2 separate regions of the Homo sapiens genome follow, and region 1 is linked to region 2. Evidence: chromatin loops called from intact Hi-C (ENCODE). Cell type or tissue: B cell. All regions are shown on one strand. Links, peaks and the distances in the headings refer to the core of each region. The heading gives the core; the rest is flanking DNA.

Region 1 (16,074 bases), core at 2,843-10,842, 420 kb before region 2:
CGATTCTCCTGCCTCAGCCTCCCAAGTAGCTGGGATTACAGGTGCCTGCCACCACGCCCGACTAATTTTTTGTATTTTTAGTAGAGATGGGGTTTCACCATGTTGGCCAGGCTGGTCTCGAACTCCTGACCTCGTGATCCGCCTGCCTCGGCCTCCCAAAGTGCTGGGATTACAGGCGTGAGCCACCGCGCCCGGCCCTAGAGGACATTCTTTCACACTGAAGAGGATTCTTTTACATATAGAGACAATCAGGGTGGAACAGATGGAAATGGTAGCAACATGAATCATAACTACTAGAAATAAGCCTCAGCAAAACAAAGGTATATTCCTCGACATGTCTCACTTCCCTCCCACAAAGCCCTTTCTTTACCAATAGCACAGAGCTATTAAAGGTCCACAGAAAATTCCAACTCTCACCACTCACCAACAGACTACTTTACATTGCAGAGACTTTATTTAAAGAATTAAATGTCTTCTTTTTTACCTTTATCCCCTGTAAGTTTCTGGCTTCTTGTTTACATTTCAGCAGTTCCTTCTGCAAACCAAATATAGTTAGATCAGATGGTGACATCTGGGTTGCTTCAGAATGCATTACCTCATTCTGTCGGCAAGAGGACAAAACCCAGTTGATCATTCCGTGAAAAATTAACCCTCTACTAAGGCAGAAAACAGCTCTGGTTCAGTGAGCAGTACAGGCTGATCCACAGAAACAAGAAGAGAACCATTCCGTTCTTCCCTGTTGGCACCCAGGCTTAACTGCTCAGGTAGAGAAGAGTTGCCAAGAAAGAAGATACCCCATAATTCCCATAGGCTCTCATTTCTATATTTAGCAATCTTCACCAACAGGAAAACCTAATTATAATAATCTAAATCCTTCTCACTGAATATATGATCATATCTAAATATGCCTACCCCCAATGTCATTAAATAATTATCCCTATTTTTAATGTTTAGCAAAGGGTTGGAGTGTTTCTGATCCAAGAGGGTATTGTTCTTTGTGGGCCAAACAAAAACACATTTAGCCTAATAATGAAATACTGAGTAATTAACATTCCCTTACAATAGATAAAATATATGTATACGATTGTCACTAGGAAATAGATTTTAGAAGGGGAACAACCATAACACAGACCCCAATCTCTTCTCTTCCTATTGTATCACATCAAGATTTTGCAATTAACATATCTAAAATGGGGATCTGTAACTTGGACTCCACAGATGGGCTCAAAAGTTGCTCTATTAGGCTGGGCACAGTGGTTCATGCCTATAATCCCAGCACTTTGGGAGGCCAAGATGGGAGAATCACTTGGGTCCAGGAGTTCAAGACCAGCCTAGGCAACAAGGCGAGAGCAATCTATACAAAAAACACAAAAATTAGCCAGGTATGGTGGTGTGTTCCTGAAGCCCCAGCTACTAGGGAGGCTGAGGTGGGAGGATCGCTTGAGACTGGGGGGTCGAAGCTGCAGTTAGCCATGATCGTGCCATGGCACTCAGCCTGGGTGACAGAGTGAGACTCTGTCTCAAAAAACAAACAAACAAAACAAAACAAATAAATAAAAGTTGCTCTATTAAAAATTCATGTCGGCCAGGCACAGTGGCTCACGCTGTAATCCCAGCACTTTGGGAGGCCAAGGCAGGCGGACCACGAAGTCAGCCGTTCAAGACAAGCCTGGCCAACATAGTGAAACCCCATCTCTACTAAAAATACAAAAATTAGCCAGGTATGGTGGCGGGCGCCTGTAGTCCCAGCTACTTGGGAGGCTGAGGCAGGAGAATCGCTTGAACCCAGGAGGCAGAGGTTGCAGTGAGCTGAGGCTGCACCATTGCACTCCGGCCTGGGTGACAGAGCCAAACTCTGTCTCAAAAAAAAAAAAAAAAATTCATGTCTATGAGTATGAGTGCAAACATACATGCATACTTCTAGGGAGAGGGTTAATGTCTTTACTCATAGACTTATGACCAAAAGAAAAGCTAGGAATCACTGACCTAAAAGAATTCTGAGAAGTATTTATAAAAAAAGACTGTACTGGTATTAGATACATTTTTTCTTTTAATTAAAGAATAAAAACCATGAAATATTTCAAACATATAGAATGGTACAACCAATAATGACACCGAAATTCTATTACCTACCACCAGGATTAAAAAGTTATTACCTTCCTGACATATTTGGGATGTATCTCTCTCTTTCAAGTAAAGACATAATACAGATACAGGAAAGATTCCAATTCTGAAATCCCTTTCCCTCTTGAAGTTGTGTAATAGTCCCATAATGGTGTTTTTTTTTTTTGAGATGGAGTCTCACTTTGTTGCCCAGGCTGGGGTGTAGTGGCACGATCTCTGCTCACTGCAACCTCCTCCTCCCAGGTTCAAGCAATTCTCCTGCCTCAGCCTCCCGAGTAGCTGGGACTACAGACGTGTGCCAGCACATCCAGCTAATTTTTCGTATTTTTGGTAGAGACGGGGTTTCACCATGTTAGCCAGGATGGTCTCGATCTCCTGACCTTGTGATCTGCCCGCCTCGGCCTCTCAAAGTGCTGGGATTACAGGCGCGAGCCACCGTGCCTGGCCCCCATAATGTTTTTAAGGGGTAAAATGTACATGTCTTGACATACCTTTAAGTCCTGATTCTCCTCCATACTCTGATCCAGACGACTTTGGATTATAATCTGAATATAAGACAAACAGAGATGGCTAAGCACCTATGCTGTGAAGTACAGAGCCACTCATTCAACAAATATTTATTGAGCACTACTAGATGCCAGCTCTGTACTGTGGATACAAAGAACAGGAAACAGTTCCTGCTCTCTGATGTAAGTATATGCATCAAGTAGCAAGTAGATCTATATGGATAAAGCTTAGAATAAGTATGGGTGGGCCAGGCGTGGTGGCTCACATCTGTAATCCCAGCACTTTGGGAGGCCGAGGCAGGCAGATCACTTGAGGTCAGGTGTTAGAGACCAGCCTGGCCAACATGGTGAAACCCATCTCTACTAAAAACACAAAAATTAGCCAGGTGTGGTGGTGCACACCTGTAATCCCAGCTGCTTGGGAGGCTGAGGCAGGAGAATCACTTGAACCCGGGAGGCAGAGGTTGCAGTGAGCCAAGATCGTGCCACTGCACTCCAGCCTGGGGCAACAGAGCAAGACTCTGTCTCAAAAAAAAAAAAAAAGAATAAGTATGGGGTGGGGGTTGGGTGCAGGGGAGGGGGTGGGGTAAAGGGAAGAAGAAATGGCAAGAGATGAATTTGGAGAGAAATATCAGGGCGAGATCAAGAAAGGCCAGTGAGGGCAATGGGGAATCAATGAAAAGTTGTATGCAGAAGGGTTACAAAATGAAGTTTGTCTTTAAGGCAAATTATTCTTGCTGTTTTACAAAAACTTAATTAGGGGAAGACAGGAGAGGAATCAGGAAAACCAGTGAGAAGGCTGTTAGAATACTGGATGGAGGCTTGATTTTCAAGTGGCTGTGAGAATGGAGAAAACTGGATAAAGAAATTAGAAATGTAAACTGGTAAAACTTGGTGACTGACTGGATGTACAGGGAAGTATGTAGAGGGAAAGGATTCAAGGACAACATTCAGATTTCTGTTTGGCGCATTTTGGTATCCAAAACAGATATCCAAAAGGACAAGTAGCTTTGGTGGTTGGGCAGAGGACAGAAACACTTTAATTTAGGACTCACTGAAATTGAGATGCTTATGGGACTTACAAGTGGAGATAATAAGTAGGCAGTTGCATATTGCATACATAAATCTAGAAATCCATAGCAAGAGCTGAGCTGGAAATAAATACATGAGAAGCAAGAGGGAAGTGAGTGAAGAACTGGAGGCAGATACTACCGCCCAGGTTAATGTTTAAGACACATGAGGGCCTAGACTGGAATGCTGAGGAACACCAACATTAAAGGCACAAGCAGAAAACGAGAAGCTTCAAAGAGACCTTGAATGTAAACTCCATAAGGGTCGGGTCTTAGATCTGTTTTGTTACTACCATATCTCCAGCATGTTGAAATAGGGTCTGGCATATAGTCAGCACTCAATAAATATTTGTTTATTAAATGAATGAAGAAGGAAACAATGGTCAAAAATGTAGGAGGAAAACCAGAACTGGTCAAGGAAGACAGCATTTCAAGAAGGCATGAACAGCAGTGTCAAATGCTAAATACAAGTAAAATACATACAGATTTAGTGTCCAATCACAAAAGATGGAGCTCACCAGTTGTTCCTCGGGATTGACACCTGGTTCACAGAGGGCCAAGGGCCTCTCCTGTTCATCTTCAGGTAAGGATCCATTGAGCAGTAAGGCCTGAATAACCACAAAGGCAGAAAGAAACTTAACTCTCCTTCAGATGACTTAGTCCAGAGTTGAACTTGGTAAGCTCACCCCAAGTTAAAATCACAACTCAGCCTCCTCAAGACATTTCGTTGGTAATTTTTGCTCCTTAGATACTTCCCATTGCTCACCCTGGGACTAGTTCCTTTCGTTAGGTCCATGCTCTGGCTCTTTCAGCTCTCTGGACACCTGACTGCTCTGCTTCAAGGTGCCTTGGCCCCAGAAGAAAATCTAAAAACAAACCTTTTTTTCAAAAGAGACACAACACATTTCAAACTGGAGCTGCTCAAACTCAATTTTACCAGGGAGAAAATGATCTAAAAGCAGTGTAGAATCATCACGGCTTAGAAATGAGTATTATAATGAATTATTTGGAATACATTTGGAGCACTCACTTGGGTTTGTTTGATTTTTCTTTGTTTTACTGATTCTGCATTTTTACTCCCTAAAGCAACCTCTATTGAACAAGAAGGAAAACACATTTGCAGAGAGATGTCCTCATTCATTTCAGCTCCTGACCCAGGTGGTTTTCATTAGAATATACGTAGGTGGAATAGGGAGGCAGATTTACCATGAAGCTAAGAAAGCTCCAGCTGTAGGCCCCCCGCATGCATTGCCTCTCCCAAGGTCCTATACCTAATTATTATTGTTATTATTATAATATTTGGAGACAGAGTCTCACTTTGTCACCCAGGTTGGAGTGCGGTGGCCCGATTTTGGCTCACTGCAATCCAGGGTTCAAGCAAGTCTCATGTCTCAGCCTCCTAGTAGCTGGGATTAGAGGCATGCGCCACCACACCCGGCTAATTTTTGTATTTTTAGTAAAGACAAGGGTTTTGCCATATTGCCCAGGCTGGTCTCAAACCTGTGAGTTCAAGCAATCCACCCGCCTCAGCCTCCCAAAGTGCTGGGGTTACAGGTGTGGCCCACCATGCGTTGCCTATACCTAATTATTATATTCATAATTTTGTAATCTTATTCTTTAAGAAGCCCCCCTGCACACACACAAATTATATATGTGAGGACTCACAAAACTTGGATCTGTCCCTGCAGGTGAGTATCTATCAGGTCAGTGAAAGACTGAAAAATGTGACCCCATTTTATAATAAAATTTGAGTAAGTCAAATGAATTTTGCTATCTCACCAGTCATGGCAACAGGTACAGACATATATAAGAAGCCAGGGCCGCGGGGAGCTAAGGGCATTCAACATTATGGAAATATCAACTATAACAGCAAACTGTTCAAAGGGTTCTAACTAAGGAATACTAATAAGTCAGAAATCTTGGATGTGGCTTAGCAAGCAACTTGTTAATCACTGAAAAGAGTTAAGAAGCCCAGTGGATGCTGTGAGCCCTTTTGTATTCTACAATGGAACCAAATTCTCATTGTGATCATGTGGCTGTGAATTAAAACTCTTCTGTTTGCAGGAAATATTAAGATGCTGACTTTCTGCCTGTCATTTCTCTTCTTTTTCTGTCTAATCTGCCATCGAATTTCTCCCAGACTAAGAAAATGCAAACAAACTTTGAGCCAAACTGATGAATATCTATGTTCATATAATGCAAATTATCCTGGGAACAACCTGGTTGGGTATAATCTCAAAGTTCTCCATGACATACTTCCTATGCAAGTAAAACACACACAAAAACATTCCATTAAGGTATTTGTTAATGGAGTGGCAGAAAAGAGATCTAAAAGGCCTCATAAGCCAGCCATTTTAAAAATACAGAGCAAATGAAGGAAAACCAACAACTTTCTTTGGGAATGTTTACGCAGGCAACATTCCTCCCACACTTCTCAGTTCCTGGGGCATACGTTATGCAAATTGCTTTGCCACAGCACCAATCTCCTTTCTTCTTTAGGAATCTTTTGTGTCCCCACCCTGTTGCAGGCTAGCTGGGAGCACGCCCTCCACCGCCTGCCGGCTGCCAGAGCCACACACATAATGTGGGCTTTGTTTACGTGTCCATAAATATTTGACAATTCAGAAGCACTGCAGTTCCCAGCACAAACAGAAAGGAATATTCCTAGGCAATTTCAGGGTCATCAGCACACTATAAGCGCTCCCCCAAACAGAGACAGACACACAAAGACAAGAATGAGGGGGTCACTCAGGGTGGGAACTATGTCAAGTGGGTCAGTCTCGGGTAGATTTGCCGAGCTGGCACTACAGGTATAGGAAAAACTGAAGGGCTTTGTTGCTCAAAGTAAACCTCTTCTACCTGACCATTATGCCTTGGCATCCATTTGCACATGTATTAGGAGTGAGCTAAATCCCTTAGCTAAATTCAAATGGAAACCTGGCAGCATTACTGGCTCTTACACTCTTCCTGCTAGAGAATTCCTAGAAGAAAATCCCAGACTATTCACAGTGCCATTCTTTGGTGAAAGCTGCAATTGCAGGTCTGCAGCCACATACAGGGTAGAAGCCCACCTATGTAGCACAGAGTCAACAATAAGGACTTGATAAGGGTCAGTAATGGCTCCTGGGCTTGCTGAAATCTTAAGCGCTGTGCTATGAACGGTAGCCCACAAAGTCCATTTAAAGTATTCAAATATAAGGAATTTTCTGCTCTTTCTGTGCTATTCCCTATATCTAAACTCCTCATTCAGTTCTGACCTCCTAGAAAACTAAAATCAGTTTATTTTCCATTGATAATACTGACTTAATAATCAATTGGTATAACAAGGGCAAACTACAAGGGAGAGAGCTACCTGTAGTCCTGATATCATTTTCTTTGCTTCCTCCATTTCTTTTTCTAAATATTCTTGTTGTTCCAACAGCTGTTCTTCCCATGAGGTCTCCAGATAGGTTCCAGGGCTCCCTGGCCGCCAGTCTCGAGATAATGGAGAATCTGTCCCTTCTAAAAAATGAAAAGAGGGAGTACAGTTCATGTTGAAGAAAACTGATTTCCAGCAGACAGCGTTCACAGGGTAGCGTTCACAGGTTCAGGTCACCTGCGTTCTGAACCTGTTCTCATAGCACAGACTGGACTCTCCACCAGGTGGGGTTGTGAGGCCTAAAGAATTGGCTGTGAGCTCAGGCCTCAGGCTCACTTGGTGCTAGAACAATCTATCCTCTTTTAAAACTCTTAGGAAGTATTAAGATTCCCTCCACGGGAGCCTTGGTATGCGCCACACAGACTTCACCCTTAATTCTTAGAACTGGCATTCCAAGAGCCTGACTTTGCCAGGTACAAAAAGAGGAGCTGTCAGATGCAATGAAAACAAAATCTTACTGGTTACTCTGAAGCTTTAGAGGGGAGACTTCAATTCAATATTCCTTTCAGCACTCACTCATAAGTGGACCACTTTCATGTAGAATACTGTGTGAGTCACACAGCAAACAAACCAATAAAAACATACCTGCACAAACTGTTTAATATCACTTTTATTTTCCTAGCTTTAAGGTCTCTTTGCTCTGGTTTCCTTGTCTATTTTATACTATCTAATTGTATGTACAGCCATTTAAAATGCATTCTAGAATTCAGAAAGGCATAAACTCTTTCAGTGAGTTTCTTCATTCAAGAGACGAATATAATAACCCCTCTGGGTTGCTGCAAAGATTAAATGAGGTAACTTATGTGCAGGGCCTGCTGGTGCCTGGCCCAGAGCGGCACTCAGTAAATGCTCTCCCTCTCTCTCTAAGGCCTCAGGAGTTTTGACTCAGTAACATGACTGACTCTTTGGTACTAATGCCAGGGTTAGATGGGGAGCAGAATACAGAAGAATTCAATTCCAGTTTTTCTTCTGAGGGCCTGTGTTTCATTACAACTCTTGTGGGTAAATACAATTCTAAGTCTTGCACTTTGCTTCTTGCATGTTTTTCTCTCTATGTAAGAAAAAATAAAGAGCAACTGAGACAGAGTATGGAAGTCTAAACAAAGGGAACTCTTTGTGGTCCTTTCTGTAGCTTCATACCAAGCCTGATATAGACCTGCTCTCTATTCTCTGTGCCCTCACAGACACCTCAGCTCATACAATGCATTTCTGGTCCCAATTTAAGTTATGTAAGTCCTGCAATTATTTGTATAAGATAGGAATAATAAAAGTGTTTACTTGAGTAAGGCTTTTGACTGCCCCAAAGTCATTTCCTAATTCATAGGCAGCCAGCTGAGAAAGGGCCTATCTATGCTGCTGCAAGATTTTTGACAGCTAGGATATCAGAAATGGCATTCTGCAAGAGGATAACCACATTAATTGGCTCAAAGTCATTAGAGCCCTCTAGTGCTGACCCTGCACGCACAGACCATGGAGATGGGGAAGGCCAGGGAGCTTATTGGTGATGGGGACCTCTAAATTCTTCAAGCTGACTGTTCCTTGAACCAGCCCAGGCAGGCGTAGAGATAGTACCTGTTCTGTTCTCTATTCCTTCAGCGGGAATAATCACAAAATCTGCCTTCTCTTCTGACTGGGTTATAATGGACTCGCTCTTTGCACTGTGGATTGGACTGGGTGAAGTCAGGCTGTGATTGAAGAAAAAGGAAGAAAAACGATTATTATGAAGAGTTGTTCAGAAAGCAGCTTTCATAATTTATTCCTGAGAACAGGGACATGTTCTTATTCATCTTACTCCTCCATGGGTAACACAGTACTTGGCCCACAGAAAATAAAATATTTATTTAATGATTAACTTTTTGAATGAATGAAATTAATATTGAATAAAGGAATGACCCAGTCCTACAAAGTCTCTCCCACAACAAGGATGCCTTTAAGCCTAATTCATTGAGAAGAGATTTACCAAAATGATGGGTAATCTAGCATTCAAAGAACTCCAAGTTTTGCTTTGTTTTACCTCCCACCACCTCCTCCATCACCATCCCTGGGCCCACGTTCAAAGACTGATGCCAGTCTGTGTCTAGTAGCTTTTGGAGCTAGAAGGAAATTTTATTTCCAAAACACTGATCTCTCACAGATACAGGCAATACCAGCCAAGTTATCATGGCAGATCAGCTCTGAGCTGATCACAAAGGAGAGTACAGGGTGGGGGTGGTTCAAGGGGAAAAGTTGCTGGAGGGCGTACATTGCCAGGCTGGGCAGAGGAGCGGTTATATATCAGTAATTGAGCTAGAGCATGACAAGGGGAAGATAATATGTCAAAAGGGGAAAGACCTGCTAGGAATAGTGGAGTAAGGGTTTACTTGATTTATTCCTATCAAAAAGTTATTTATATTTCTGACACAATACTTTCAAATTGTCCTCAGAATCTTCTCAACAATTCTTAAGATTTTGTTTTGTTTTATTTTTTTGAGACAGGGTCTCACTCTGTTGCCCAGGTTGGAGTGCAGTGGCTCCATCATAACTCATGGCAGCCTCAAGCTCATGGGCTTGAGCAAATCTCCTGCCTCAGCCTCCTGAGCAGCTAGGACTACAGGTGCATATGATGCCAAGCTAATTTTTAAATCATTTTGTAGAACAAGTTCTCCCCGTGTTACCCAGGCTGGTCTCAAACTCCTGGGCTCAAGTGATCCTCTCTCCTCAGCCTCTGTACTGGGATTACAGGCGTGGGCCACCGTACCTGGCCCTTAAGTTCTGATATAACTACTAGCCTTGGAAGGAACTATGCAGATTTTTCAGGGAAGTGGAATTTTAAATCTCCAAAAAAACAGCAAATCTACAAGACAAGATGGGAATGTGAGGCTGGTGCTTCCATGTGACAGGGAAAAGGAGTCTCGAGCCATCTCTCTTTGCACTGCACCTTGAGAACATCAGCACTGAAAGAATCTCAGGGGCTGAGGGGTCTCCGGGCCCAGCCCCCTCTCAGGAATTCTTTCCAAATCTATCACCCAGACAACAGTGAAAGTGGCTAGGATTCACTGACCCACTTAATGTGCCCCTGAAGTCTCCCAGGCGAATCCTCACAACCACGATCAGGAGTTAACATTTTGTCCTCCTAGAATCCAGTAAAAAACAAGAGCCAGGCATGGTGGAGGTAGCCAGGCACGTCAAAAGCAGTGAGGCAGCCTGAGGACTAGTGTCTCATCCTCCTCACTGTCCGTATTTTAGGGGCTTTGCTGGGAATGACCTCAACTAGAAATACATTCTCTTCCTTCTTAGAACCACAGAAAACATTTTAAAGCTTTTAAATTGAAATATCAAATTAAAGAAAGTTGCTTAACCATATCTATAGATCTATAACCAAACAGGCAGGAGGGGTAGGGAGTGGCAAGAAGTGATATTCCGAAATAGCAATTGCTTTCTAGAACTTTCTTATTCATCTTTCACCGCTTAGGCAATCTTGACTTCCAGGCCAACATGAATTAGCTGCTTGAAAAGCTCTCATCCAAGTGTACTATGTCATTCACAAGGAGAATAGATTTGTGCCTGCTCAGGCCTCAGCATTTACCTTCTTACAGAAATGGGAATCCAAGTGTAGAAAGCGGCCTGCAAGAGCTGCTCATCTTTGAGAAACAAGAAAACACTTTCTCATCTGACAAGGTGCTATGGATGACATGTTCCATCCTCTGACTTTGCTGGACCACAGTTGGTAAGTGTGAGACAAAATCGGGGAGGAGGGTGCAGTGTGAACCTAGGATGCTAGAAAACTGCTTTCCTAAAAGCACAGACGCATGCTCAGCTCCTTCTCCTTCCTAAGAGTTATCTCCCATATAAGGGCAGAAGGAGGCGGATGTCTGGATATCCATCCCCGCTGGGGGAGTGGCAGAGCAGCCAAAGGAAAACAACATTTCTCTTTCTTGAATTGAGGCTGCCAATGTGAGGCCACCGAGAGGTGAGACCATGAAACTCGATGGCCAAGTGGAGAGATAAAGGACCTCAGGCAGGAAACTCCCGAGGCACATGTCAGAGCAGGCACCCTGCTGCCTCCCTAAAGAAGTACCTCATGGACAAGGAATATGCATTATATCCTCTGCCCCAGGTCAGAAAAAAATATTTTAATGCTAATTAATTATGTATATGACAGGCTCCTCCCTGATTAGCTTAAAAGTCCTATTTTATAAACAATCCCCTACTTAGCATCATAATCCTCTCTGAGGTCAGAGAATGACTGATCAGGTCTGGCTGATACATTTCTTAATTCCCACAGGTCTAATAGCTCTTCTATCTTAATTTATCAGACAAGCAATCCTGCAGCAAAGATACTTCCAAATCCCACTCAAATTAATTTTTTTAAACGGGTAATAGGCAATAAGGAAGAGTTCTATATCCTCATGAAGTGCCCTCCCCCACCAAAGACCCTGGCAGGCGCAAGGGCTACTCATCCTCCCCCCATGCTGGCTCCACTTCCTACGCCCACCGTATTTTATAGTGATAACCCCTGGTCAGCAGCCGGTCCTCCCAACATAATGCTCCCACCACCCCGCCTGTCTCCGGCCAACAGCATCCTCCAGCCCTGCCCCTGTTCCCACCCAGGCCCCCCACTTCCAAAGCCAGAGTGGCTTCAGCTCACCATTTGACTTGCGTCCCTCCCATGGTCCCCCTCCTGTCTCGGGCTTCAGCAAGCCTGCGTCCCCGGGTGAAGTGGGAGGCTGAGAGTCACATCGCTCCCAAATTCAGGCATGTCTCCCCGCGCTGGGGCTGGAAAACGCCTCCACGGGAAGGCCAGCTAGCAAAGCTACTGGCCCGGCTCGCGGGAGAAAGCGGGAACGGCGGCGGCGGCGGCGTCTCGGCCCCAGCGACTGGGATGCTCCAGGCTCTGAAGCGCGCAGTCCCGGCCGCTCAGACTGTGCAGCAGCCCGGCCCCGGCGGAAGCTGCCTCCCCTCGCAGGCTGCCGGCCCCTGGCCGCTGCATCTTGGCCTCCGCGGACGCACGGTGCCGGGCATCCCCCCTGGCGGGGGCATCTCAACCCATCTCCCACTGGGAGGGAGGCTCCCGGCGGCGCAGGCTGCGCCTCGAGTCCCCAGCGGCGATCCCACTCCGTGCCACCTTCCGGATCCCTCCCCGCCCCACCCTCTGCTCCCTCCCTGGGCTGTCACACGCGGCGAGGCAGCCGGGCTCCGACCCAAGCCAGCTCCGCTGGCCAACCGACCGCTCTGGACGGAGGTTGAGGGTGCGGGCCAGGGGCGGGGCTGGGCGGGGTGGAGGTGGGGGTGGGGACGTCGACGAGGGGTTGGGGGATGCGAGGAGAGGAGATTGGGAGCCTCAGGATAGGCAGGGGAAGAGCCGCGTATCGGCAGAATCACGAGGAGGGCTCTAGTGGTCTGAGTGCTGGGGAGCCCCGCACCAAAAACCTTGCCTTCTCCACTCTGAGCCCTCCCTTGGTGGACGAGGGGTCGGTCGGACAGGTCAGGCCCGCATGGGGCTCTGGCCGCTCCTCGGGGTGGAGACTCTGACGCTCCCCAGGAAAATTCGCCGAGCACCTATCCCCTCCCACCTTCCCCTCTGGCGTTTCGTGTGTTCTTTTTAACCAACTAAGGATCATTTTGCTTGGCTACAATGTGAGGCTGGTATGCGGTTTTCGGAGCAACAGGCTGGCAGGGCTTCCCCAGGGCGTCTCCGGAGGAGCAGTGGCAGGGAATGAGACACCCAGGGGCTATCCTTCCTTCTGAGCCACTCCCGTCCTGAGCAAGCCACATCTGGGGGCTCCTGGGCTCTTCATGGGTCACAGAGCCACTAAGTGGGCTCCCTGGGGGCGAGGGCTCAGAATGTGCGGGAACCTGCTGGGTTCCAGATAGCCACAAGAAGCCCTCTCCTTCCCCAGGGACTCACTGAGGAAAAGGCAGCTACTAACCCAGCATGCCAAAGAGCTGGATGAGGGGTCAGCATTAGAAGAAAATGTCAAAATCCAGTAGTGAAAAACAGGGTAAAGCAAACAATTCTCCTCTGGCCCCTCTCCTAGAAAACTGTCACCATTAGCTCACTGCAGCCTGATAGCCGGTGGGCCCCTCATTCACACATTCACAGTCTCACAGCCCTCCCCTCAGTCCTCCTGCCTTGGAGGAGAAAGCAGGTGCCCTCAGGAAGAAATCCACTCTTCCTCCTACCACCAACTCTAGCAGGCACTATCAGGCTCAGAAGAGTGAAAGGCCTGCAGAAGTGCAGGAAGCAATACAACAAAACATCCTGTAATTCCGCTCCAGGTGATAACCTAAGCAGCAAGCAAGGAAGAAATGATTTAGATTCTCATTAAAAGCACACCTGCTGCTTAATGGGCGCAGGGCTTCCTTTTGGGGTGATGAAGATGTCTTCTGAGTGGATAGAGGTGATGGTCGCACCACATTATGAAGATACTAAATGCCACTGAATTGTACACTTTATAATGTTTAATGGTTAATTTTATGTTATGTGAATTTTATAAGTAAGAAAGAGCACAGCTATTAAATGTAAAAAAGGTAAAAAGTTAGCAAGTTTACCAGTATATTAAAATACTAGAAAGAGTTCCATATGACCTCAATAAATTAGGAAATGTGCATTAAAATAGGATGGAGTTTTATGAGAAAAAAATAGGAGGAAGAAAACAAGGACACATAACATACATACAAGACAAGGAACAATTAGCCCTAAATAGAGCAGATTACACAGGGTTGGGATAGGAAAGAAAAGGTCATTAGAGCATAAATTATGATTCAGCAACAAAATGAAGTTAGTAAAAACATGATCTGGGGAGTGTTTATAGAAGCACAATTTACATGAGCCAGTAAAGTAATCTTTTTTCTGCCACTGATAAGGTTTTTATTAGGGCACTGTATCCTGTTTTGGTCTCTGTACTTGGCTCTAAAGGATACACACAACTTTTAGCTAGAGTCGCAAACATCATTAGTTTGCTCAAACACATACTAATCAGCCACAGTTCCTGTAGAGGAAAGTTGGAAACATTCTAATGCTCTAAGACAACTCTGCTCAATTTCTTCTCTTCTATGAGCTTTACACAGACTTTTCCGGCCTTAAGAGTTACACTTAGGCTCAAGGACAGCACAATGGAACTGGCTATCATAAACACTGGCACCTCATATGCAAATGTCAGAACCACTGGACTGGGCCCTGACAGGTTCCAGCCATGCCCCCATGTGGTCACAGTTAAGCACTGGCACTGGGACTGCACAGATTCCATTTGTGGGAAATAAACCAGCACCCCACCCTACCTTCCTACCCTCCTACTAGCACAAACCCACAAAGCACTGCTAAGGGGTATCCCTTTAAAGCCAAACATAAACTGAGGGGAGAAAAAGGGCTTAGGTGCCTTTTTGCTTGTTGTATTGTTACTTGAAGCCGAGAACTCCGAGAATCCTCCAGAATTCAGGTTTCAGAGGCCACAGTTACCTGGAGCAGCTGGATTCAGACGGGGACCTTTGTTGCCCTTCGTACTGCTGCACTAGGGCCCGCACACTCCAGTATGGATTCTCAATTTCCTCATCCATGCTGCTGTTCCTAAAGTCAAAGGACCCCAGCAAAGGGAAGGTGTCAGTCCTTCAGATCAGATCAACTCAACAAGTACAGAGAGACTGCCACTCTGCGAGCAGTATACACACATGAGTAAGACAAAACCCCTGCCTCAAAGACACTTGGTACCTAGCAGGGAAGGCAGACAAAAAACAAGTAATTCACCAACCTGTGCAACACCTCAGGGTCCTGCTCTCTCTTAGCAGATACACAACCCACAAAGCATTTCCTGCCATGACTCCCAAGACAACCTGACCTTTGGGTACATTCCAGAGTGGAGCTTCCTCTAGATGAACTGGAACACTGCTCCCACGGACCTCCCAGTGAAGAAAACACACTGTGCCAAAAGTGTATATTTAAATTTTGGGCACCAGAGCAAAAACTTACACATAAGATTCCTTTACTTTTGCTAAATGCAAAATAAAAATAAACATCTCAGAAGAAAAGGCTTTTCTCTTTTGAGAGTGCCCTCCCCTACCTCCCCACTCCATGTTCTTTTCTGCAATCTGGGGCTGTTTGGGTGACGTTTCTATCTACTGCACTGTATCATCTAACAGAAGAAGTATCAGAGAGAGGGATCAGTTCCCACCCCCAGATTTCTACCCTTACCTCTGTCTATATCGAAAGACATCCCGTCCTGATCGGGACATGTCATGACACACATCGGCCAGAGCAGCAGCTGCTCCCTGGGCAACAGCAGTGGCACAGTGTGGTCGGTGACTTTGCAGAGGGGCTCTGGAGTCCCGTCCTTGGTTCACCGTCCTGCTGGAGCCAGGTTTGAAATGAGCTGCCAAGGCAAGGACCAGCCTCATGATAGACTTCAGGTTTCCATCCACAATATCTGAAGGATAAAACGGACCAAGAATAAAACAGACCAAGAGGTCCTAAGAGGGAGGCAAAAGCTGAGGACTTCTGCATTTATTACATATTGCTAGTGATACAGGTAAGCAAGGCAGTCAGGGTCTCAGTCCTCACAAAGCTCTGGGCAACAAGGGAGACCGAATATATAACAGCAATGACAATAAAGTAAGATCATGTGTTTTGATAAGAGAAGTACAGGATTCTTTGGGAGGTCAGAGTAGAGACATCTTATCTAGATGGCTCAGAGAAGGATTCCTAGAGGAAGTGGGTTCTAAACTGAGACTTGATTGACAAAAGAGTAGCACATTAGTTAGACAAGAGAAAGACAAAGAGTATTCCAGGAAGAGGGAACAGCAGGTGTGAAGGTCTTGAAGTGGGAGAGAGCATGATATATTAGAGCTATGCCATCTAATATGGGAACCATTAGCCACCTGTAGCTATCAAGCACTTAAAAAGTCACTAGTCTGAAATGAAATGTGCTCTAAGTGTAGTATGTACTTAGCATACACACATGCCCCCAAAATGCAAAATATCTCG
Region 2 (16,074 bases), core at 5,146-13,145:
TATGATCTGCCTTACAGAATAGTGAAAGTAAAAATTATTTTCTTAATAGTTTTGTGTCTGAGTTCTCCTTTCACAATTGATAGTTGTCAAAGCTGGGTGAACGGTACTTCAGATCCTTTTAATCTTCTCTATAATTTTGTATATGTTCTTAAATTTCCACAATAAAAAATTAAAATTGTATATCAGGGCTATGCTATGTATCAAAGAGATATTGTCAGTGCTTTCCTATAAAGACACAAGACTTAGTCTAATTTTAACTAGTTTCCAAACTTAAAGGCTGTATTGAGGCTGTATTCAGTTTTAAAGCACGTGCAGCTAGTAGACATGACGAACCATCCCAAAGATAGTACTGCAGTTGGCAGCCTAGGAGCAAGGAAAGGTATCTTGTGTGGTTGTGTAGCTGGTGTTTTCTGACCTCACTAGTGAGGTTAGAGTCCTCAATGTTAAGCAGCAATGAAGGGAGCCAGAGTTTCCATGTTATTTGCTGCATTCAGCGTGCATGTCAAAAATAGATCCAAAAGCTATGGCAACTGAAAAATATTTGTTTTAATCAGTGTTTGGGAAACAAATGCTGGTATTTGGCTTCAGGGTTGGCTTCTTCAGCACTGATATTGGCAGATCCAATTCACAATAAAGTCCTACAGCACTTCTGTTTTTTTTTAAAATCCCATATGGACTTAATCTGTAAAACCTCCTGGCACATTTGCACGTTTTGGTTTCCTGGGAGGTTCCCGTGGATTTGTTTAACTCTGGTATCATGATTCTTTACTGTATGTTCCCTTGAAGTATAGGAAGAAAGAACACACTTGTTACATTTTTGTCATTTATATATTTAACAAATATTTATTGATCTCCTGTTGTGTGCAAGGCACTATTCTAGGCATTCTGGAAAGATACAAAAATGAATCAGGCAAATATGGTGATTTCAATTTACTTTCAACCCAATAAGGAAGACAAATTGTGGGCCAGGCATTGAATTAGGTGCTGGGGGTGCAGAGGTGAACAAAGTTCCTGACTTCATGTTGCTCCTTGAAATTAAGACAGATAAATACAGGGGTTAGAGAAGGGCTAATGGAGAAAATAACCCTGAAGCCAAGCTGTAAAAGACAAATTAGAGTTCAGACAAAGCAGAATGGGGCAGAAGGTATACTGTAAGAAAGGGAGCAGCAGATACACATAGGGGTCCTGGGATGGAAAATAGCCTGTATCCAGTTTATTTGAAGATCCAGTTTCTTTGCAGAGTCTTAGAATGGACTGGACTTTGGAGATAGAGTTATAGGAACCAAACTCATAATAGTGGGGTTTTTTTTTTGTTTGGTTTTGTTTTTGAGATGGGAGTTTTGCTCTTGTGGCCCAGGCTGGAGTGTAGCAGTGCAATCTCAGCTCACTACAACCTCCGCCTCCCTGGTTCAAGTGATTCTTCTGCCTCAGCCTCCCAAGTAGCTGGGATTGGAGGCACCCACCACCAAGCCCAGCTAATTTTTGTATTTTAGTAGAGACAGGTTTCACCATGTTGGCCAGGCTGGTCTCTAACTCCTGACCTCAGGTGATCCACCCGCCTTGGCCTCCAAAAGTGCTGGGATTACAGACGTGAGTCACTGCGCCTGGGCTCATAGTGGTGTCTATAATGAAATAAGTATCATGCAGACCAAAGCACCTATGTCCTATTTCCTTTTGTATTGTTAGATCTATGCAAGAAGCTTATTTATGTTTATAACATTGCCTTTGCAATCTTGCATCAGAATTGGGGGCTAGTTGCATGATTCAGAGGTTCCTGGTCTGTGATTGCTGATGCATGCATCTCTGCAATACACAGGGCGCTACCATTGGGAATAGATTGGCTAAAATTTGAGGGCCTTGTCCCTTAAGTAGTGTTGGAGGTACACATTGATTGCCATATTTTTTGTTTTTTTGTGACTCCCTACACTTGAATGTCTCCTTATAACTTTCAGGATTGTATCAGTTAGGGTCTTGTCAGAAAACGGAATTCATTTCGGATGGTTCAGAGGAAGAGAAGAGACTTTAATGAAAGTACCACTTGCAGATATATGGATAGGGTTAAGGAAGCAAACTATGGATGAGTTTGTTAGCAGCAGTAGGAAGCTGTTACCACCCTAGAAGGGGACAAGAAGAAAAAGTAGAGTTACTGGATTATAGTGAGAGCTAGAGAAAGGGCCAACTGGTGGAGACTGAACTGCAGAGGGTGCAACTACTGCTATTGATATGAAAGGAAAGCAGAAGCAATACCATAACCTTTCTTTCACTCCTCCTGCCCACAGCGGACCTGCTGGAGCCTCTCTTGCCCAAATCGTACAGGAAACCATCTGGCAAGGGAGCTGGGTGGTGCAGTCTGCAGGGGTCATCCTGCTAGGGCACAGAGCAGGTCAGAGTAGGATAGAAAATGGATGTGGGCAGGGATTTGGTGAGAGACGGTAAATAACGAATAATCAGCCTGGGCTGAAGTCCAAATTCCTCAGCAAGGCTTATGAATCATTTACTATCAAGCTCCTTGTAGCCCCTTCCGTCTTGTTCCCCCTCACCCTTTGCCACTCACCCACCCAACACTCCCAGCTCAATCATGCTGAACTGTTTGAAATTCTGCTTAGGTGCCACATTCTCACTTTGGGCATCCCCTCCTCCAGGAAGTATCTGCATCCTGGGCTCGCCCATATCCCTATCACAGCCCTATCATCATGTAAGTCATTGATGTTAATCTGGGTTTTTACTATATAACTGCCATGAGGGTAGAAGCTGTATCTTATTCACCATTGCACATACCCACTGTCAAGCACAGTAACTGTCATTTAGCAGGTGCTCAGTACGTATTTGTTGATTCACTGAATAGACACATGAATACCATTTACTCTGCAGCAACTACAGACCTAAGCCAGGCTTCACCTGCGGGTCATGCTCAGATGTCTTGGAGACACTTTTTCAGTTGCAAGTCATTGTCCATGTACAAATGGATTTCCATGGTTAAATTCTCATATGGCCCCTTTATTTCTAGGTCCTAGGGTATTTTCTGCTGTTGTTTCATACCCTTCCTATAAACAAAACATACTGAGAACCACGAGAAAGGCAGGAACAGGCCAAGATCTAAAGGACTTTGGAAGAGGAAAGAGGCTTTAAGGAGGATGTGGCACTTAATTGAGTCTTCACAGATGGGTAGGATGTGTCACATAAAGAAGTGAGGAAAGGACACTCCAGGCTGAAGAAAGAGGACAAGCGGAGACAGCAATGGGAAAATGCATGCTGAGTTTCTGGGAGAGCGAGTCTTGACTGGCATTACAGGAGTGGTAGTAAGGTTAGGTAGTTGGACCAGATCATCGAGGCCACTGGATGCTGGATTAAGGAGTTTGAACTGAATTCTGTAGACAGCAAGGAGTCACTGATGGTTTTAGATCAGCAGGAAGATGCTGGGACATCTGTCCATTTAGGAGATGCATTATAACCTTATAAATGGCCACCTTGTACCTATTACTAAAGTGATTGCCTATAAATCCAAGGGGCAGATGGGGCTGGCTTCATGTCTCATGCTCTCTCCTTCGCCTGGTTTCTCTGCTCATTCCCTTGGCAGCACATAATGGATGACACATCTTTGTATCCAGGAGCAGATTCTTAAAATTTATGAGGTGATAAGGATTTGTTGTTTTCGTGGGCATCTATCAACATAGGAAACATTCACCATTACGTTTAGTAGAAAAGCAGGAAATTATGAAGTTAGCTTGGCTTGGGGGGTGCGGGGGGACGGGGGCGGGACACAGAGAAAGGACAGATTGGTAGAAAAAAAGAGCTGATCCCAAGATGCTGAGAACTTATTGGTTGTTCAATGGCTCACTGACCCTGAAAAAGCCATTTGGAGCAAGCTCCTTTCTAGAAATAAAGAGGTGGGAAAACGTAATCTCTTCCAAAAGGGAGGCCAGTTTCTTTCTGGAAAACAAAACAGAACAGAACAGTCTTTCAAAAACATGGGCTGGCTAGTTGTTTTCTAGAGCAGAGCAACTTCATAGAATGTAAATATTTATGTTGGATCTCTCTGTATGGGACTTCATGAAATAAACAATATTTGATAGAAAGTGACTCAATCTTTGCATTTTCCTTTATGTCTGATTATTTTGTAGACACTTTTAAGAAGCACTGATTTCTGTGAAGAGATTCTAGACTGAGTATTTCTAGTAGTAAAATAAGGAAAAGAAATCGAAAGGCAGTTAGGAGGGTGGAAAATTAATGCTGGTGGCACTTGCCAGGAAAGGTTTTTGTCTCAATTTAATGCAATTATTGATTGCCAGTTAAGTGCAAGCCACTGCCCTAAGAGCTGGGGGTCACAACAATGAATAGGAGGTGGTTCCTGCATTTGGGTGGCCCAGAGGAAAGAAGTGAATTCTAAGGTGCGTTCGACTGTGAAGGATCCCATGGTAAAGTGTATGCTGCAGGCTGTGGGAGAAAACAAGAGTGGGCAAGTTTTGTCCAGGGGCTTGGGGAACCTTCCATGGGCTGCTGGGACTTTCAAAAAGCTCTTGGCCGGGCAAAGTGGAGGAGGTAGGACATCAGGTTCCTCCTTGTGCGTGCTAGTTGCCTCTGTCATGTCCCCTTGTGAGAGCAAGTAACGCACAGTGACATTTATTTCCAGCTCTGCTTCCCCAGTTGAATTGTAAATAGCTTGAGGGGAGGGCCTTATATATCTTTGTGTCCACAGTGTTGGAAACACAGAAGGTACTTAAGACATGTATGTCAGTGAAAAAATGGGAGGGCTTATGTGAAAAAAACGCAAGTAATTTCCACATGTGCTTTTATAAATAGAAAAAATAATACAAATTAAAAAAAATTACATCCCCGTTTGCCTCCACCGTGGGATACACAGCTTGGCTATTTGTGGAATGATTTGTGGAATGTGCAACAAAACCAAAAGGTCTCTTTGCCCTGCCCCTTACTGGTTGGGTGGTCTTTCTATCTCACTCATACAAATCACATCTACCTGAGCAATATTGTTATGAGGATTAACAAAGATGACGTTTGAAAGTACTTGGCACAGAGTGGGTGTTCAGTGAACTAATATTTCTTCTTGTTTATCATATCCCAGGCCCTGGGAGACAGTAGAAGTTGGATACATGTATGATAAACTAGTTCCAGTAGTATTCTCTCCAAGCCACTTTATTGTTTTCTGTGAGGAGAAACTCAGTGGAATTTCTTTCTTTCTTTTTTTTTTTTTGAGACCGAGTCTTGCTCTGTCACCCAGGCTGGAGTGCAATGGTGTCATCTTGGCTCATTGCAACCTCCACTTCCCAGGTTCAAGCGATTCCCCTGCCTCAGCCTCCTGAGTAGCTGGGACTACAGGTGTGTGCCACCACACCGGGCTAATTTTTATATTTTTAGTAGAGACGGGGCTTCACCATGTTAGCCAGGATGGTCTCGATCTCCTGACCTCGTGATCTGCCCGCCTTGGCCTCCCAAAGTGCTGGGATTACAGGCGTGAGCCACCACGCCCAGCCCGAAACTCAGTGGAATTTCTAAGCCTTTCTCCTTCACACCCCAACAGAAGAACTTCCCTCAGCAGGAGAAAGATCTGCGATTCTTTCCCCCTTCCCATTCTTTTTATTTTAAAAAATTTCTAATGGAAACTTTCACACATACATAAAAATGTATGTTGAGAGAAAATAATATAATGAACCACCATGTGCCTCTCACTTATTTAAAAAACAAGATCAGTTTGCTGATCTTGTTTCATTCATTTCTCTCTACCTTTTTTCTTGCTATAAGTAATTGCACTTTTTTGCCATTGAAAGTAATGGCAGGCTGGGCCCGGTGGCCCATGCCTGAAAACCCAGCACTTTGGGAGGCCAAGGCGGGCAGATCACCTGAGGTTAGGAGTTCAAGACCAGCCTGGCCAACATGGTGAAACTCTGTCTCTAATAAACATACAAAAAAAATTAGCCAGGCATGGTGCCATGCGCCTGTAATCCCAGCTACTTGGGAGGCTGAGGCAGGAGAATCGCTTGAACCCGGGAGGTGGAGGTTGCAGTGAGCCCAGATTGCACCACTGCACTGCAGCCTGGGCAACAGGGTGAGACTCCATTTCAAAAAAAGAGAAAGTAATGGCAGAGACCACAATTACTTTTGCACCAACCTAATAGCATATTTTAAAACAGGCCCAAGAAAGTGGGTCATTTTTTTTCCCCCAAGATGGAGTCTTGCCCTGTTGCCCAGGCTGGAGTGAAGTGGCGCAATCTCTGCTAACTGCAACCTCCACCTCCCAGGTTCAAGCAATTCTCCTGCCTCAGCCTCCTGAGTAGCTGGGATTACAGGTGCACACCACCACACCCAGCTAATTTTTGTATTTTTAGTACAGACGAGGTTTCACCATGTTGGCCAGGCTCGTCTTGAACTACTGACCTCATGATCTGCCTGCCTCGGCCTCCCAAAGTGCTAGGATTACAAGCATAAGCCACCACGCCTGGCCAAAATTGGGTCATTTTACTGTCATCTTTAACCGATAAGGCCTTTTATCTTTTATAAAACCACTATGTCATTATCACTCCTAATGAAAACAAAAATAAATCTTTAATTTTCTCTAATACTCAGTTTATGTTCAGATTTTTTCCAATTATCGCAAGATGTCTTTTTCTGATTAGCTTGTTCAAATCGGGATCCAAATAAGACCATCATATCCAAAATTCCTTTTAGTTAAAATTCCAATCCATCCTGAGAGTGGGGGTCTGCCCTAGAGGCAATTTGTGGCATCAACTTGGGTGTGGGACTTTTGGGGCAACCCTGGCAGGCAATACAATTGTCCGTGAGTATCTGCAGGATATTGGTTCCAGGGCCAGTGGATACCAAAATCCACAGATGCTCACGTCCTTGTTATAAAATGGTGTAATATTTGCATACAACCACATCTTGCTGTATATTTTATTTTATTTATTTATTTTTCGAGATAAGGTGTTGCTCTGTCACCCAGTCTGGAGTGCGGTGGTGCAATCGTAGCTCTCTGCAGTCTCGACCTCCCGGGCTCAACTGATCCTCCCACCTCAGCCTCTCTAGTAGCTGGGACCACAGGTGTGCACCACAACTCCTGGCTATTTTTTTTTTTTCTTGTAGAGATGGTGTCTCTCTGTGTTGCCCAGGCTGGTCTGGAACTCCTGGGCCCAAGCAATCCTCCTGCTTTGGCCTCCCAAAGTGCTAGGATTACAGGCTGAGCCACTACATGCAGTATACTTTAAATCGTCTCTAGATTACTTAAAATACCTAATACGATGTAAATGCTGCATAAACAATTGTTATACTGTATTGCTTAGGGAATAATGACAAGAAAAAAAAAGCCTGTACTGTACATATGCTCAGTACAAATGTAACCATCTAGGCCGAACTCCAGTAACAACATAACATTTTCTGGGTTTTTTTTCCAAATATTTCCTCTCTTTTTTAAAAATTTTTTTCTTTTTCTTAGCATTCATTTTGCTTTGTATTTTCTGAATATTTTCCATCCATGGTTGGTTGAATCCTTGGATGCAGAACCTGAGAATGAGAAGGGCAACTGTATTCCCTCCTGTTTTCTCTATCATACGTGCAATAGAACCAGCTCCAAATCCCCCTAACTGTGGACAGCACCCAGCCTACCCAGCAAGGTTGAGTCTCTTTTTGAGCCTGAGGAAGGGAAGATTTGGGATGAATTGTCTGCCAAATGTGGTAACTTTCAGAGCTGCCTATTCCAGCTAATTTATTCGACACTCTTATTCATTGCCTTGGAGGCTGGGGGTGTGGTGATGAAATAGTGAGGAGGTGTGTGGCATGCGGTAGGGGGTTAGGGGCAGTTCCTCAGCCTTAATCCTACCTAGCCAATCTCAGTCTTTAGTAAAACTAGCTGTTAGGGATTCCAGATCCCACCAAAGAAAAAGAAACAAACTACCACCAACCTGCTCTGCCCACTTTCTATTCCAAGCTTCTATACGTTCAAAAGAAAGTGGCTGAAATGTATGCACTGAGATGAGATGAAGGGGTTTTAAAGGTTATGACATCCAACCTGTTTTCCACCAGCAGGTGGAATAAGAGCCCTCTGGCAATAAGAGCCGGCACCTATATCACTTCCGTGTAGCACATTGATCAGCGAAAACTCGCACCTGGGGGCTTGGAATCCTTCCTTCTCCCAAGGGCTCACATGGTCTCTCCGTGAGCCCCTGGAGGGGTGAAGGTCTTACAGTGTTTGTTGTAAGCAGGCATCCTCCTGCGTGTCATGGAAATCCCCCTCCCTGTGACTCTCATGTCTGCCCTGGTTTTGCCCTCTGTCACTCCACAGAATGCCATGATTTTGTGGGGGAGGGCAGGATATATAAACCCATGATAGCTGGAAAGTGAGCTATAATTTACAGTAAAAACAGTATTGTTGTCTCAGTACAATTAGATTAAAAGAGTACAGGACTAATACTAGCTAGTATTTAATGAGGGCTTATCTGTTCTATTAGTTTGCTTGGGCTGCCATAACAAAGTACCACAAACTGGGTGGCTTAAACAACAGAAATGGTTTCTCATCATTCTAGAGGGTACGAGTCCAAGATCAAGATGTCAGCAGGGTTGGTTCCTTCTGAGGACGGTAAGAGAAATCTGTTTCGCACCTCTTGCCTAGTTTCTGGTGGTTTGCCAACAATCTTTGGCATTCTTTGGCTTGTAGAAGCATCACCATGATCTTTGCCTTCGTCTTCACATGGCGCTCTCCCTGTATGCATTTCTGTGTCCAAATTGCCTTTTTTTTTTGAGGACACCAGTCATTGGAACAGGGTTCCATGCTAATGACTTCATCTTAACTAAGTATATCCGAAATGACCCTATTTCCAAAAAAGGTCACATTTTTGAGGGATTTGGGGTTAGGAGTTCAATACTTTTTCTGAGGGGGGTGGTGGTGATGGATGAAATTCAACCCACAAAATGCATCAAGCACCTTATGCATATTTTGTGATTTTTATTATAGCAGCATTTCCAGGTAGGTAATGTTATCTTCATTTTAGAGATGAGGAAACCGAGGTTAAATAATGTAGTTTGTTCAAGATTGCACAGCCAGTAAGTAGCAGTAATAGGACTTAGAAACTCAACAACCTGATTCCAGAACCCAGGATTTTCACCTGCATTGTATTTTCTTATTTCTCCATATATCTTTACCTCCCTTTCTCTTTGCAGTTGCTTGCCAGAAATTGGTCATTATAATTAGGTAAAATTTCTATGCCAGCCTAATACTGCCACCTGGTGGTGAAAACAAAGCAGCCTCGAACTTCCTGGCAAAGTTGCATCAGGCAAAAATGCTGACAGGCCTTTTCCCTAATACACCAATGCTGTCAAGCAATGGTGAATTCTGCTTGATCCTACATATATATATTTTATTTATTTTTTTCAATTTTTTTTTAAGATGGAGTCTCGCTGTGTCCCCCAGGCTGGAGTGTAGTGGCACGATCTTGGCTCACTGCAACCTCCGGCTCCCTGGTTCAAGCAATTCTCCTGCCTCAGCCTCCCAAGTAGCTGAGACTACAGGCATGAGCCACTATGCCCGGCTGATTTTTGTATTTTTGGTAGAGATGGGGTTTCACCATGTTGGACAGGCTGGTCTCGAACTCCTAACCTCAGGTGATCTGCCCACCTTGGAATCCCAAAGTGCTGGAATTACAGGCGTGAGCCAGCAATTCTCATAAGGAGCACACAACCTAGATCCCTCGCATGCGCAGTTCACAATAGGGTTCGCACTCCTATGAGAATCTAATGTTGCCACTGATCTCACAGGAGGCGGAGCTCAGGCAGTATTGCTTGCTCACTGCCTGCTATGCAGCCCGGTTCCTAACAGGCCAGGGATGGGTCCCAGTCATTGGCCTGGTGGCTGGGGACCCTTGTCATACATGGTATTATTTTGTGTGTGTGTGTGTGTGTGTGTGTGTGTGTGTGTGTGTGTGTGTGTGTGTGTGTGTGTTTTGAGACGGAGTCATGCTCTGTCACCAGGCTGGAGTACAGTGGTGTGATCTCGGCTCACTGCAACCTCTGCCTCCCAGGTTCAAGCGATTCTCCTGCCTCAGCCTCCCCAGTAGCTGGGACTACAGGTGCGTGCCACCATGCCCAGCTAATTTTTGTATCTTTAGTAGAGATGGAGTTTCACCACGTTGGCCAGGATGGTCTCGATCTCCTGACCTCGTGATCTGTCTGCCTTGGCCTCCCAAAGTGCTGGGATTACAGCCACTGCCTCCAGCCTATACATGGTATTATTCTGTTTTAAAAACCAGTTTCTCCTGGTGCCCCGGCTCTAAAGACTCATTCTAGTCACTATTTCTTTCTGCTGTTCAAATTCAAGATTCAAGAATAACTTAAGATTCTTTAGCCATTAGTTACCATTTACTGTTCTTTGGAAGAAAGAAGGAAGGGGCTGTACAGAATAATTGGCTTTGTTGCTTCTCCATCTCTGGGCTTGCAGTTTCCTAGACCTTATTTGACACTTCTGTCTTCAGTTTGCTATCCACCATTAGGTGTGTCTTACTACAAGCTCAGAAGTAATGTGGGCATAACATGCTTAACAAATTAGAAAAAGAATCATATTGAATAATTTTAGAACTGGAAGTCACCTTAGATCACACAACCTATTTGCGTTCTCACAGGGGAGGGATGGGAAACTGTGGAGGAAAGGAATCTCCGGATTCACTTCTGTGGGGTGGCTCACATGGCTCCCTGTAGCCTGCAAGGAAATGACAAAGGTGGGGTTTGGGGTCCTGGGCCTGAGCCTGGGGCTTGGGTACTGATTGACAGCTTTACTAATGATTTATTTTTATCTTGGATCAGAGGCTTTTAGATGCTCTCAACTCCAACATCATGGCAAACCCCTGTGTGCTGAGCTTAGATGGAAGGTGTGCTGCAAGTAATATGTTACCAACCATTCCAGTACCTGTGTTTGCAGATGCTGTTCCTTAAAGAATTTCAAACTAAGAAAAGTTGCAAATACAGGAGGTGGAGGCTGCAGTGAGCCAAGATCGCATGACCCTGCACTCCAGCCTAGGGAACAGAGCGAGACTCCGTCTCAAAAAACAAACAAACAAACAAACAAACAGGAATGCTTGTCGAGTAAAGAGACCAAAGTGGTTGTCTGATACATACATTTTATCTGTCATGTGTGTCACAGTGGAAAAAAAGGTTGGGAAATACGGTTTTAAATGGTTGTCTTCGTCCATTTCCTATTGCTTGTAACAGAATACCTAAAACTGGGTAATTTATAAAGAAACAAAATGTATTTCTTATAGTTCTGGAGGCCGAGAAGTCCAAGGTTGAGGGGCTGCATGTGGGAGCGTCTTTTTGCTGGTGGAGACTCTCTATAGAGTCCTGAGGCAGCGCAGGGCGTAACACGGTGAGGGGCCTGAGGGTGCTAGCTCAGGTCTCTGTTCCTCTTCTTATAAAGCCACAAGTCCTACTCCTGTGAAAACCCATTAATCCATGAGGGCAAAGCCCTCATGACCCAATCATCTCTTAAAGACCCCACCTGTCAATACTGCCACATTGGGGAATAAGTTTCTACATGAGGTTTTTTTTGTCTTTTTTTCTTGGTTGGTTTGTTTTTGAAACAGGATGTCACTTGTCACTCCGGCTGGAGTGCAGTGGCATGATCAGAGCTCACTGCAACCTTGACCTCTGGGCTCAAGTAATCCTTTCACCTCAGCTCCTGCATAGCTGGGACTATAGGCATGCACTACCACACCCAGCTAATTTTCTTATTTTTTGTAGAGACGGGGTCTCGTTATGTTGCCCAGCCTGGTCTTGAACTCCCGGGCTCAAGCAATCCTCCTGCCTCAGCCTCCCAAAGTGCTGGGATTACAGGCATGAGCCAACATGCCTGGCCAACCTGAGTTTTGAAGGGGGCAAACATTCAAATCATAGCAATTATGAAACAAACTTACTAAATTTCCATATGATACTAGCTTAATGAATAAGCTCAAGCTCAACGGGAACATAGCAAACCCTTAACATTTAGCAAATATTTGTTACATAAGTGAAGTGCAATTATTAGAGATAGAAATGGAGTTGGGTAAACTCAGGCTAGTAAACCTGAGGAGGAAAAAGAAAGTGAATAATTAAAATGCAGGGTAAGACTGGCTGTGTACAAACACAGAAGAGATCTCTAGGTCCCAGAAGAGACAACACATTAATGAAAAAAGGGAAGGGAAGATGCTGAGGGTCTGTTCTGATTACAACCTTACTCCCTTTATAGATTAACAGTGGGTCCTCAGTTCAAGCATGAGTGACATAAAGTAAGTTGTTAGCACAATTCACCAGCATCTGTTTACTTGTTACTATGCTTCCTTCTTGGGAGGCATTCCAATTACAATGACTCAGTTACCTCCTCCACCTAGGGGGACTGTGAAAAACAAACTTTTAAGCTGAAATATTCAAACTATTTGACATCAGTCTGAAAAGATGCATTGTTCATCCATTCAATAGACATTGATTGCCTACCCTGCAAGGTGCTGCCATGGGTTGCAGGACCCATGATGCTGACCGGCAGATAGGATTCCTACTAGCGAAGCTTGCAGTGTAATAAGGGCCAGAGTTGTGGGGCACAGTGCAGGATACAGGGCAGATGATAGAGCGAGGCTGTCTGAAGCAAGAATGGAACCTTGGGCATTTTAGAGCAGTGAATCAGTCCTTCAGGACCATGTGCTCAGTTTTTGCTTGAAATGTAACCACAAAACACACTTCCCAAAACAGGGAGTTTTGTTTCCTAGTATATTCAGTTCTGCAGTAGGGCAGATAATTTGGCAGGGATTCCAATCCACTACATTCGATACTGCTTTGACCCAGACTAGTTAACTCTAGAGGTTGGGGCTCCATATGTGAAGCAAAGTTGCTGAGCTATTAAAAAATAAGACATATGAGGAAAGGTTAAAATATGAGATTATGAAGCTGATTGAGGGAAATTGCTGGTGATTTAAATAATGGCTTTCAGACCTCCAATGTGTATATGATTGATGCTGGGCTGAGAAACTTTTCTCTGAATTTGAGGCCAAACACAATTGAAACAATGAGGTCTGTCAACAAAAGGTAGAACTGTCATCATTATTAGTCATGTTATGTTGATGCTGCAGTAACAAACATGCAAACAGAACAACGTGTAGTATCAGGGATGGGAGTACATAAGCCTAGAAGCTGAGACTCAAATTTCATTTTTAGTTTCTTTAAAAAATATTTTTGTTTAGAGACAGGGTCTCATTCTGTTGCCCACGCAGGAGAGCAGTGGCGTGATCCTAGCTCACTGCAGCCTCAACCTCCTGGGCTCAAGCAATTCCCCCACCTCGGCCTCCTGAGTAGCTGGGACTGCAGGCGCATGCCACCATGCCCTGCTAATTTTTAAATTTTTTGTAGAGTCAGAGTCTCACTATTTTGCCCAGGAAGGTCTGGAACTCCTGAACTCAAGCTATCCTCCAATCTTGGTCTCCCAAGGTTCTGGGATTACAGGCGTCAGCCACTGCGCCTGGCCTCATTTTTAGTTTTGCAAGTAGTTAGATATTTCCAAGTCTGGATGTCAGGAGAAACAAAAAAAGGTCCCCTGTGGCCACATGCAGAGGAAGGGCTGTAGACACAGACTAACACTCTGTTTCCTGCTCTTTATTTGATTTTATTATTCTTTGAAAAAAACAGATATGAGAATTGCCGATGCACAGGCCAGCCTGTGCTACCATATGTGGGCTTTGAAAAGATTCTGGATTTTCTGTCTGTATGATAATATGTGCTGCTGTATAGAGCAAGGAAAACAGAGGTGGTTTTCCAAGCTCCACAGCCCATCTTTATCACTGCCAGGTAAAGCTCTGTCCCTTAAAAGTTAGATACAACCAACCAAGTGACATTTATTGAGACTCTACTATGTGCCAGACCTGGGCAAGGTACCTTCTCATAAGGTCGAGCTGGATGACTGGCTGGGATAAAGGATACAGCCAAAACGTGGGGGTCCAACAGGAGGTCGTGGGGACCACATGCTCATCCACAGGACCTGATCTAAGCTTGTTCATAGACCTTCTGTGTATTTTCCTTATAGAAAATAAGAGGATTTTGCTTATCATTTCTTTTCCATTGTTGTCAGTTTCAGTTTTTTATATGTCCTAATAACCATATATTTCATTTTCCACCCATCCAGACTCCTTACTCCTCCCCATTTGGTCTGGGGAGAACTCATAAATGTCATTGGTCACAAATCCACTCTCCACGCTCACCAGAGTCACAAACCCACTTTCTGATGGGTTCACAGCCATGTTGTCATAGTCACAAGACATGTCATCGGGAGTGGCTTCTCCCGAACACACTCGGAATGAAATATTCTTCAGGTCTGGCCGGGTCTCAGCTAAGTCAGCTTCGCTTTGTTTTCTTATGACATTGTAGACCTCTAGGTCCGGGCTGTTTCCCTGGTGAGGAGAGGGCCAGATGGTGTGTTGCTTCTTTGTGCTAGGGTCTGGCTGCTCCCGTTTTCTAGGAAGAAAGAAAACCAGGGCTGAGTGTTTTAGACCAGGTGATTGAGAATACCCTTGTGCTTCCTGTTGAGACGAGAGGAAGCAGCCCTGGGCAGTCACCCAGCTGCATGTCTCGTCTATGTAACTTACAGGCCAGGGCTTCGGAGTGGGAGGGAACCAAACAGGGAGATGTTATGTTCAAAGTGATTGTGTATCTGTCATTCACTGCTGCCCAAGTGTGGGCAGGGTTATTATCCTGGGGTTCCCTAGAGTCCCTGGAGTGTCCAGGGATAGAACTGAATAGAGAAAAAATACCACATTACAAAAAAAACCCAAAAAAACAAAAAAACACCTCAGCTGTGCACAGTGGCCCACGCCTGTAATCCTAACACTTTGGGAGGCTGAGGCAGGTGGATCACTTGAGCCCAGGAGTTTGAGACCAGCCTGGGCAACATGTTAAAACCCCGTCCCTATAAAAGATACAAAAATTAACCAGGCATGGTGGTGCACACCTGCAGTCCCAGCTAGTTGGGAGGCTGAGGTGGGAGGATAACCTGGGAGGTCAAGGCCGCAGTGAGCTGTGATGGTACCGCTGCACTCCAGCTTGGGCGACAGAGTGAGACCCTGTCTCAAAAATAAAATAAAATAAAATAAAATAATAAAATAAAATAAAATAAAACCAAAACAACAAAAAACACGACTCATCCATAAGTGAAATTTAGCATGTCCTTCCATTATGAATGTAAGAGATAAAACAGCAGGATTAATATCTTTGACTTGATCACTACTAGAAATTATAGATGTTTTCATATCACAGTTATAGATGCCTTGAAATATTTTAACCTCATCTCTACTTCAAAATTATAATAATTATACCCAGCACTAAATAAAGAAGCATTAATAAAGGAGTACATGTATTACTAATCACATATTCATTTTTGGAAATATTTTGCTAAACTATATAACAGTATGATTGCTTCCTTTGCAACCCAATGTATTTTATTTTATGCATTTAAAATATTGTACTGGGCCGGGTGTGGTGGCTCATGCCTGTAATCCTAGCACTTAGGGCAGCTGAGGTGGGCGGATCACCTGAGGTCAGGAGTTCGAGACCAGCCTGGCCAACATGGTGAAACCCATCTCTACTAAAAATACAAAATTAGCCAGGCATGGTGGTATGTGCCTGTAATCCCGGCTACTTGGGAGGCTGAGGCACGAGAATCACTTGAACCCGGGAGGCGGAGGTTGCAGTGAGCCGAGATTGCGCCATTGCACTCCAGCCTGGGCGACAGAGAAAGACTCTGTCTCAAATATATATATATATATATATTTTTTTAAATAAAATAATAAATAAAATAAAATATTGTTCTGGAAGGAGTCCATAGGCCTCACCAGACTGCTGCAGGGCACAAAAAAGATTAAAAACCCTTGGGATAGACAGACACCCCAGCTTTAGAGTCACAATTCCCAAATCCTGTTAAAGTACAAAACAGAGAGTCAGGAAAGGAAATCAAGAACCAACTGAGTAGGCAGAGTAGGCAGCTGGAAAATATGCCTGTAATTTTTTGAACTAAATTCTACTTTAAGATTCAAAGGAAATAACTAATAAAATAATCCCAATAATAGG

The links. A loop is a pair of places that touch in the nucleus more often than their neighbours do. Peaks named below come from ENCODE experiments on the same cell type or tissue, not always from the same donor. Only the 100,000 strongest peaks of a DNase experiment are listed, where the experiment ranks them.
Region 1: it touches region 2 in a loop (9-fold over the local background); 3 of 110 quality-filtered maps call a loop at or near these places.

Annotation. Positions count from the first base shown.
Region 1 is chr11:111,973,466-111,989,539 of GRCh38, reverse strand. It overlaps DIXDC1 (DIX domain containing 1), which reads right to left. Exons shown (of 20, transcript NM_001037954.4): 4 at 15,286-15,517; 5 at 14,557-14,664; 6 at 8,691-8,803; 7 at 7,053-7,201; 8 at 4,219-4,308; 9 at 2,616-2,669; 10 at 485-535. Among named protein-coding and RNA genes, the nearest start is that of DLAT, 44 kb to the left of the region's middle. RefSeq lists an enhancer at 11,415-12,045 and a silencer at 12,006-12,305. In B cell, for the core only: CTCF peaks have their summits at 7,136 and 7,338 (motif pointing right); a DNase peak (open chromatin) is centred at 7,329; H3K27me3 peaks cover 1,863 bases.
Region 2 is chr11:111,558,487-111,574,560 of GRCh38, reverse strand. It overlaps LAYN (layilin), which reads right to left. Exons shown (of 7, transcript NM_178834.5): 7 at 12,816-14,466. The coding sequence ends at 14,103. Among named protein-coding and RNA genes, the nearest start is that of LAYN, 26 kb to the right of the region's middle. RefSeq lists an enhancer at 9,096-9,599 and a silencer at 12,263-12,557. In B cell, for the core only: CTCF peaks have their summits at 9,062 and 9,267 (motif pointing left); a DNase peak (open chromatin) is centred at 9,220.